Linked DNA regions of Homo sapiens: region 2 is linked to region 1. Evidence: read pairs that join two places in POLR2A ChIA-PET (ENCODE). Cell type or tissue: Caco-2. All regions are shown on one strand. Links, peaks and the distances in the headings refer to the core of each region. The heading gives the core; the rest is flanking DNA.

Region 1 (4,086 bases), core at 87-4,086:
GGGAACAGGGAAGGAAACCTCCCTGAGCCCCGACTGCACTGGATGCCGAGCCAGGCTTACACTCGTCTGCTTTACCTGAGGAGTCTACCCCGTGAAAGGCGGTCCTCTCAACAGCTCCTAGTTACGAAGCTCCTAATACGTGCTGTGAGCCACCCCACTGACCTCGCTCAACAAGACGAACCCATCACACAGACAAGGCAGCGCAGGCAGGGGCTGGCGAGGGGCTTGCACCTGTGGTCCCTTCCCCCGGGGGCGCCTCCCTCTGGCACCCTCCCAGCCCCAGCCCCAGCCCCAGACCCACGTGCCCCAGCAGCTCGCCTTCCCCTGGTTGTCAATGCCCACCAGCCCCTGCCCCACGTGCCCCAGCAGCTCACCTTCCCCTGGTTGTCAATGCCCACCAGCCCCAGCCCCAGCCCCAGCCCCAGCCCCACGTGCCCCAGCAGCTCGCCTTCCCGTGGTTGTCAATGCCCACCAAGCCCAGCCCCACATGCCCCAGCAGCTCGCCTTCCCCTGGTTGTCAATGCCCACCAGCCCCAGCCCCACGTGCCCCAGCAGCTCACCTTCCCGTGGTTGTCAATGCCCACCAGCCCCAGCCCCAGCCCCAGCCCCACGTGCCCCAGCAGCTCACCTTTCCGTGGTTGTCAACGCCCACCAGCCCCAGCCCCAGCCCCACGTGCCCCAGCAGCTCGCCTTCCCCTGGCTGTCAATGCCCCCCAGCCCCAGCCCCAGCGCCACGTGCCCCAGCAACTCACCTTCCCCTGGTTGTCAATGCTCAGCAGCTCACCTTCCCGTGGTTGTCAATGCCCACCGAGCCCAGCCCCACGTGCCCCAGCAGCTCACCTTCCCCTGGTTGTCAATGCCCACCAGCCCCAGCCCCAGCCCCAGCCCCACGGGCCCCAGCAGCTCGCCTTCCCCTGGTTGTCAATGCCCACCAGCCCCAGCCCCACGTGCCCCAGCAGCTCACCTTCCCGTGGTTGTCAATGCCCACCAGCCCCAGCCCCAGCCCCAGCCCCACGTGCCCCAGCAGCTCACCTTTCCCTGGTTGTCAATGTCCACCAGCCCCAGCCCCGGCCCCGGCCCCGGCCCCACGTGCCCCAGCAGCTCACCTTCCCCTGGCTGTCAATGCCCACCAGCCCCAGCCCCACGTGCCCCAGCAGCTCACCTTCCCGTGGTTGTCAATGCCCACCAGCCCCAGCCCCAGCCCCACATGCCCCAGCAGCTCACCTTCCCGTGGTTGTCAACGCCCACCAGCCACAACCCCAGCCCCACGTGCCCCAGCAGCTCACCTTCCCCTGGTTGTCAATGCCCAACAGCCCCAACCCCACGTGCCCCAGCAGCTCGCCTTCCCCTGGTTGTCAATCCCCACCAGGGCCAGCCCCACGTGCCCCAGCAGCTCCCCTTCCCCTGGTTGTCAATGCCCACCAGCCCCAGCCCCACGTGCCCCAGCAGCTCCCCTTCCCCTGGTTGTCAATGCCCACCAGCCCCAGCCCCAGCCCCAGCCCCACGTGCCCCAGCAGCTCACCTTTCCCTGGTTGTCAATGTCCACCAGCCCCGGCCCCGGCCCCGGCCCCGGCCCCGGCCGCAGCTCCACGTGCCCCAGCAGCTCACCTTCCCCTGGCTATCAATGCCCACCAGCCCCAGCCCCAGCCCCACATGTCCCAGCAGCTCACCTTCCCCCGGTTGTCAATGCCCACCAGCCCCAGCCCCAGCCCCACGTGCCCCAGCAGCTCGCCTTCCCCTGGTTGTCAATACCCCCCAGCCCCAGCCCCAGCCCCAGCCCCACGTGCCCCAGCAGCTCGCCTTCCCCTGGTTGTCAATGCCCAGCAGCTCACCTTCCCATGGTTGTCAATGCCCACCAAGCCGAGCCCCACATGCCCCAGCAGCTCGCCTTCCTCTGGTTGTCAATGCCCAGCAGCTCACCTTCCCATGGTTGTCAATGCCCACCAAGCCCAGCCCCACGTGCCCCAGCAGCTCACCTTCCCCTGGTTGTCAATGCCCACCAGCCCCAGCCGCACATGCCCCAGCAGCTCACCTTTCCCTGGTTGTCAATGCCCACCAACCCCAGCCCCACGTGCCCCAGCAGCTCGCCTTCCCCTGGTTGTCAATGCCCACCAGCCCCAGCCCCACGTGCCCCAGCAGCTCGCCTTTCCCTGGTTGTCAATGCCTACCAGGGCCACGCCCCAGCAGCTCGCCTTCCCCTGGTTGTCAATGCCCAGCAGCTCACCTTCCCGTGGTTGTCAATGCCCCCCAAGCCCAGCCCCACGTGCCCCAGCAGCTCACGTTCCCCTGGTTGTCAATGCCCACCAGCCCCAGCCCCACGTGCCCCAGCAGCTCGCCTTCCCCTGGTTGTCAATGCCCAGCAGCTCGCCTTCCCCTGGTTGTCAATGCCCACCAGCCCCAGCCCCACGTGCCCCAGCAGCTCGCCTTCCCCTGGCTGTCAATCCCCACCAGGGCCAGCCCCACGTGCCCCAGCAGCTCACCTTCCCCTGGTTGTCAATGCCCAGCAGCTCGCCTTCCCCTGGTTGTCAATGCCCACCAGCCCCGGCCCCACGTGCCCCAGCAGCTCACCTTCCCGTGGCTGTCAATCCCCACCAGGGCCAGTGACGTCCACGATAGCTGCATAGCCTTTAAGTGGACGGCGGGGCCCGCGGTGCGGGGGCGCTTCATGGCCGGCTCATCCACAGGCCTCGGGGCCGCGGAGCTGTAGAAGACGGCCATGGTCTGCAGTGAGAGCCGGTGCACGATGTGGACGCTGCCGTCGTGGAAGGCCAGGGCCAGCCCTGTGGGGCACAGGCACTGCTTAGACATGGGCAGGGCCCAGGACACGCCCGCCGGGGGAGGGGCCTCCTGCTCTGCAGGGTGTGGAGAGCCGGGGCTGCCCATCCAGGGGGTCAGCCCCCGCCAATCGGCATCCAGCGCCCGTGCCCCCAGCCACTCTTTCTTTAGTTACACAGTCCCTGAGCACCAGGGGAGCAGGAGCCAGCAGCCTTGGCCACACTGCTCCCAGCCCCTCCCCGCCCCTCCCAGCTGGGCCCATGTCCTGGCTGACACGCCCCTCAAGGAGCGCAGGGGAGGGGGGCACTACAGGTGGGGGACCAAGGGTTGGGGCTCCTGGCGTCCCAAAGAGAGGCATCTTAGGGTGGTGGGCTGGGGCTGTCACTCACACTGGGGTCTGCCATTGTACGAGGGCCGGGGGGAGGTGGGGTCCAGAGCCCAAAGCTCATGGAAAAGAGAATATGAAAGGAGTCCCTGCAGTAGAGAGGCTGCAAAGCCGGGCGCGGTGGCTCACGCCTGTAATCCTAGCACTTTGGGAGGCTGAGGCGGGCAGATTGCCTGAGCTCAGGGGTTCGAGACCAGCCTGGGCAACACCGGTGAAACCCCGTCTCTACTAAAATACAAAAAATTAGCCGGGCGTGGCAGCACGCGCCTGTAGTCCCAGCTACTCGGGAGGCTGAGGCAGGAAGGAGAATCGCTTGAACCCAGGAGGCGGAGGTTGCAGTGAGCCGAGATCACACCACTGCACTCCAGCCTGGGCAACAGAATGAGACTCCAACTCAAAAAAAAAAAGAAAAAAAAAAATAGAGCCTGGAAAATGGAGCATAAACCAAGGGTTTTGGAGCAGGGAACTGCATCCCCTCAACCTCTCTGCAGGCTCTGAGGAACAGCCCTGAGCCCCGAGCGGGTTTTGATAAATGCTCTTTCCAGGGAACCAGGGAAGAACGGGAGCTGGGGGAAGAAAGGGCCTGAGCTAGGGCCGACTTGTCCACATTTTACAGCTGAGCAAATAGGGTAGGCACTGAAGAGTGTGCAGACTCACTCATGGGCACGGATGCCACGGTTTGAGCTCAGGACCACATTATGGCTGCTGCAGCACAGAGAGGACACATGCCGCCTACCCAGGAAGGAGTTCCACCAAGTTCCCCAGGCTCCCTTGTTGATTTGCAATGACTCTTTACATATTAAAGAACACTGGATCTGTCTGCCAGCCTCACAGATCCCGAAAGATGAGATCTGCCTCCTAATTGGGAACCCATCAGAACCCAGAAGGCTGAGCTCCTACAGCCCCATGGCCTGTGCTCAGAGCCC
Region 2 (4,505 bases), core at 272-4,271, 86 kb after region 1:
GTTTTGCAACCTGGGAAGGGCCTGGAAGTGGCGGAGGGTGGTGGGAGGTGTTTCTGGAAGGTCAGACACCGGGGGTTCCGGGGGTAGCAGGCCTCGACCAGGCAGAGGGCCGGCTGCTCACTCAGGGCTGCACCCGCTCTCCAGCCAGTCACATCCCAGAACCTCGATGTCCACGTCCCCATCCCTAACAGGGCGATGGGCGTCCCCTCCCACCCCATGGTGAGTGGGCAGCAGCTATGGCCTGGGCCACCTGCCCTCACTGGTCTTCACTGAGCGCCTACTGTATGCCACTGAGTGCTGGGACCCCACGTAGGCAGAACATGGGGTGGGGGCCACAGACTGTACACAATTGATCTCCTAAGTGCAGAATTTCACGGACAGAACGATAGGTTTAAGTGGGTCTTGCCTACTGTCAGGCCAGGGAGGGGCTGGGCAGAGGTGGAGCTGACATCTGAAGCCAGAGGCTCCTGGTGCAGGGGCAGCCTGGGAGAGCCCTGGAGGGGGCAGGTAGGGCTGGAAGGGCGGGGAGGGGCCACGTCTGCAGCCGGCTCCAGGAGTTGAGGGGCAGGAACCTGAGTCAGCCCAGCCGCCTCTTCTTCCTGGGCCAGCCCACCTACCGCCCTTCCCCTGCCTAGGCTAATCCTCCCCCTTTCCCTCCCTGGCATAGCGTAGCCCACAACCCTCTCCTCCTGGGCTAGCCCAACCCCCCATGTCGGGGCTAGCCCATCCCCTTCCCCTCCCTAGGCCAGTCCACAGCCCTCCATTCTCCAGACTTGAAATTGGGTAAGCCAGGCTTTACCCCTTGCCTGCCTGAGGCTGCAGAGCCCCTGTCAGTGTGGAGGGAACAGGCCTCTGGGAACATAGGCAGAGTTGTTTTGGCAGCTGCCGTGGTGTGTGGCGTGGAGAAGGAATAACAAAGATCCGGGCGTCTCCCGCACGTCCCTCCTCTCAGTAACCCTCCTCCCGAGGGCTGCGCTGTCCCTAAGCCCAGGTTACTGGTGGATAAACCGAGGCAGAGCTGCCCCCTCTGCACCCTCTCGAGCAGAGGTTCCCAGCCTGGATGATCCTGCACCCACAGAGGGCCCTGGGCAATGTCTGGAGACATCTGTGGTTGTCACAGCCTGGGCGGGGGAGTGCTCCTGGCATGGAGAGGGCGGAGGCCAGGACACTCGGCTCCCTGCAGTGCCCAGGTGGCCCCCAACCTCCCTCTCGCCCCTTCCCCCAGGGACACCTGTGAACCGCATCCCCATCATGGCCAAACAGGTCCTTGACCTGTTCATGCTGTACGTGCTGGTGACGGAGAAGGGCGGCCTCGTGGAGGTCATCAACAAGAAGCTGTGGCGTGAGATCACCAAGGGCCTCAACCTGCCCACGTCCATCACCAGTGCAGCCTTCACCCTGCGGACCCAGTGAGTGGCGGACGGTTGTGCCGAGGTCGGGCCAGGGCACTCTGAGCAGCCAGTGCAAGGGGCCTGCAGAAGAGGGAGGGGGTGGTGGGCAGCTGCAGAGGAGGGGGCAGTGGGCAGCCGCAAAGGGCACAGGGCCACACCGTGCGTCCAGGGCCCGAGAGCGTCAAGTAGGGGTGCGAGGACCACACAGTCTCTGGGGTTGTGCAATCAGGGGCCATTGCGAGGAACAGCATTGAGATGGAGGGAATGGGCAAAGGCCCAGCAGCTCTGGGGGCTGCTGAGCAAGTCCAAGGGAAGAACCAGGGATGGTGGTGCCACAGTGGGGTTTACTTTGTACTGAAGGCCAAAGAGAGCCGTAGGGGTGACCCGGGTGCCATCCTCTTCCCTCGTCCCACCCACAGATACATGAAGTACCTGTACCCCTACGAGTGTGAGAAGCGGGGCCTCAGTAACCCCAATGAGCTCCAGGCAGCCATAGACAGCAACCGACGGGAGGGCCGGCGCCAGAGCTTTGGTGGCTCCCTCTTTGCCTACTCGCCAGGCGGGGCACACGGCATGCTCTCCTCACCCAAGCTACCCGTGTCCTCCCTGGGCCTGGCCGCAAGCACCAATGGCAGCTCCATCACCCCCGCCCCTAAGATCAAGAAAGGTAAGGGCCTGTATGGGGCCTGGGGCGTGTTCCCAACTGAGCTTCAGCCTGGCTGTCTGACCTTGGGGGATACCTCTTCCCCTCTCTGGGTAACCAGGATGAAAAACCCTATAGTTGGCATGGAAAAGGGCTTCCAATCTACCAGTCCTCTGCCTATGGCAGACATTACCAATCCATCACCATTTTCTAATTCCACACAGGTGGCAGGCAGACATTGCTAATCAATCTGTGTTTCCAGTCCTGTGGCCAAGGCAGACATTACTAATTGATCACTGTTTTTCCAGTCTACACTGAGGCAGGCATCATCAGTTGATCAGTTTTCCCTCCCACTGAGCCTCTGAATCCTCCATAACACAGAGGTACCAACAGCACACACAGCAGTGTCACCTCAGTTTGCCTGTCTGAGTTACCATTTCTCATCTGGGCAACATAGTGAGACCCCATCTCAAAAAAAAAAAAAAAAATTAGCTGGGCGTGGCAACGTGCACCTGTGGTCCCAGCTACCCAGGAAGCTGAGGTGGTCAGATGGGTTGAGCCCAGGAGGTCGAGGCTGTGGTGAACTGAGATTACACCACTGCACTACAGCCTGAGCAACAGTAGTGAGACCCAGTCTAAAAAAAATTTTTTTAGGCCAGGCACAGTGGCTCACGCCTGTAGTCCCAGCACTTTGGGAGGCTGAGGCAGGCGGATCGCTTGAGGTCAGAAGTTTGAGACCAGCCTAATCAATATGGTGAAACCCTGTCTCTACTAAAAATACAAAAATTAGCCGGGTGTGGTGGCACACACCTGTAGTCCCAGCTACTTGGGAGGCTGAGGCAGGAGAATCGCTTGAACCCAGGTGGCAGAGGTTGCGGTGAGCCAAGATCACGTCACTGCATTCCAGCCTCAGCGACAGAGTGAGACTCCGTGTCAAAAAAAAAAAAAAAAAAAATTAGCTTAGTGTGGTGGTGGGCGCCTGTAATCCCAGCTACTCAGGAGACTGAGGCAGAAGAATCACCTGAGCCTGAGAGGCAGAGGTTGCAGTGAGCTGGGATCGCGCCACTGCCCTCCAGCCTAAGCAACAGAGCGAGACTCTGTCTCAAAGCAAAAAAAAAAAAGGCTGGGCGCGGTGGCTCACGCCTGTAATCCCAGCACTTTGGGAGGCCGAGGCGGGCGGATCACCTGAGGTCAGGAGTTCAAGACCAGCCTGGCCAACATGAAGAAACCCCGTCTCTACTAAAAATACAAAATTAGCCAGGCGTGGTGGCGGGTGCCTGTTTCCCAGCTACTAGGGAGGCTAAGGCAGGAGAATCACTTGAACCCGGGAGGCAGAGGTTGCGGTGAGCTGAGATCGCACCATTGCACTCCAGCCTGGGCAACAAGAGTGAAACTCCGTCTCAAAAAAAAAAAAAAAAAGAAAAGAAAAGAAAAAAGAAGGTGCATGTTCCTGCCTTGAGTGGAAGGCAGGGCCCAGCCCCTCCTGGCCACCAATTCCCCTTTTTTCCTACCTAGAGGAGGACTCAGCCATCCCCATCACAGTCCCTGGCCGCCTGCCTGTGTCCCTGGCGGGCCACCCTGTGGTGGCAGCCCAGGCAGCAGCTGTGCAAGCAGCAGCCGCCCAAGCAGCTGTGGCCGCACAGGCAGCTGCCCTGGAACAGCTGCGGGAGAAGCTGGAGTCTGCAGAGCCTCCGGAGAAGAAGATGGCCCTGGTGGCCGATGAGCAGCAACGGCTGATGCAACGTGCACTCCAGCAGAACTTCCTGGCCATGGCGGCCCAGCTGCCCATGAGCATTCGGATCAACAGCCAAGGTACTGCCCTCGTGCCCAGACCCGCTGTGCTTCCTGCGTGTGTCACACAGTGAGGGCCTTGGAGCCTACATATGTAAAGAGTGCCAACAAATCAATAAGAAAAAAAAAGCCGGGTGCAGTGGCTGACATCTGTAATCCCAGCACTTTGGGAGACCGAGGTGGGTGGATCACTTGAGGTCAGGAGTTCGAGATCAGCCTGGGCAACATGGTGAAACTCCATCTCTACTAAAAATACAACAAATTAGCCGGGCGTGGCAGCGCACCCCTGTAGTCCCAGCTACTTGGGAGGCTGAGGCAGGAGAATCACATGAACTGGGAGATGGAGGTTGCAGTGACCCGAGATAACGCCACTGCACTCCAGCCTGGGCAACAATAGCAAAACTCCATCTCAAAAAATAAAAAATAATAAAGTAAACTGGCTGGGCACCGTGGCTCATGCCTATAATCCCAGCACTTTGGGAGGCTGAAATGGGAGGATTGCTTGAGCCCAGGAATTTGAGATCAGCCTGAGCAACACAGTGAGATGCCATCTCTACAAAAGTTAGCTGGGCGTGGTGACACGCTCCTGTAGCCCCAGCTACTCGGGAGGCTGAGATGGGAGGATCACTTGAGCCCAGGAAGTCGAGGCTGCAGTGAGCCATGATTGCACCACTGCATTC

Evidence for each region. ChIA-PET counts read pairs that join two places held together with the same protein. Peaks named below come from ENCODE experiments on the same cell type or tissue, not always from the same donor. Only the 100,000 strongest peaks of a DNase experiment are listed, where the experiment ranks them.
Region 2: POLR2A ChIA-PET joins it to region 1 with 6 read pairs; 5 of 35 experiments call an interaction of 5 or more read pairs at or near these places.

What each region holds. Positions count from the first base shown.
Region 1 is chr19:877,369-881,454 of GRCh38, forward strand. It overlaps MED16 (mediator complex subunit 16), which reads right to left. Exons shown (of 16, transcript NM_005481.3): 8 at 2,569-2,780. Among named protein-coding and RNA genes, the nearest start is that of MED16, 14 kb to the right of the region's middle. In Caco-2, for the core only: no CTCF peak of the experiment used is centred there; a DNase peak (open chromatin) is centred at 2,400.
Region 2 is chr19:963,023-967,527 of GRCh38, forward strand. It overlaps ARID3A (AT-rich interaction domain 3A), which reads left to right. Exons shown (of 9, transcript NM_005224.3): 5 at 1,226-1,409; 6 at 1,811-2,058; 7 at 3,550-3,846. Among named protein-coding and RNA genes, the nearest start is that of WDR18, 19 kb to the right of the region's middle. RefSeq lists an enhancer at 1-305 and a silencer at 1,999-2,176. In Caco-2, for the core only: no CTCF peak of the experiment used is centred there; no DNase peak of the experiment used is centred there.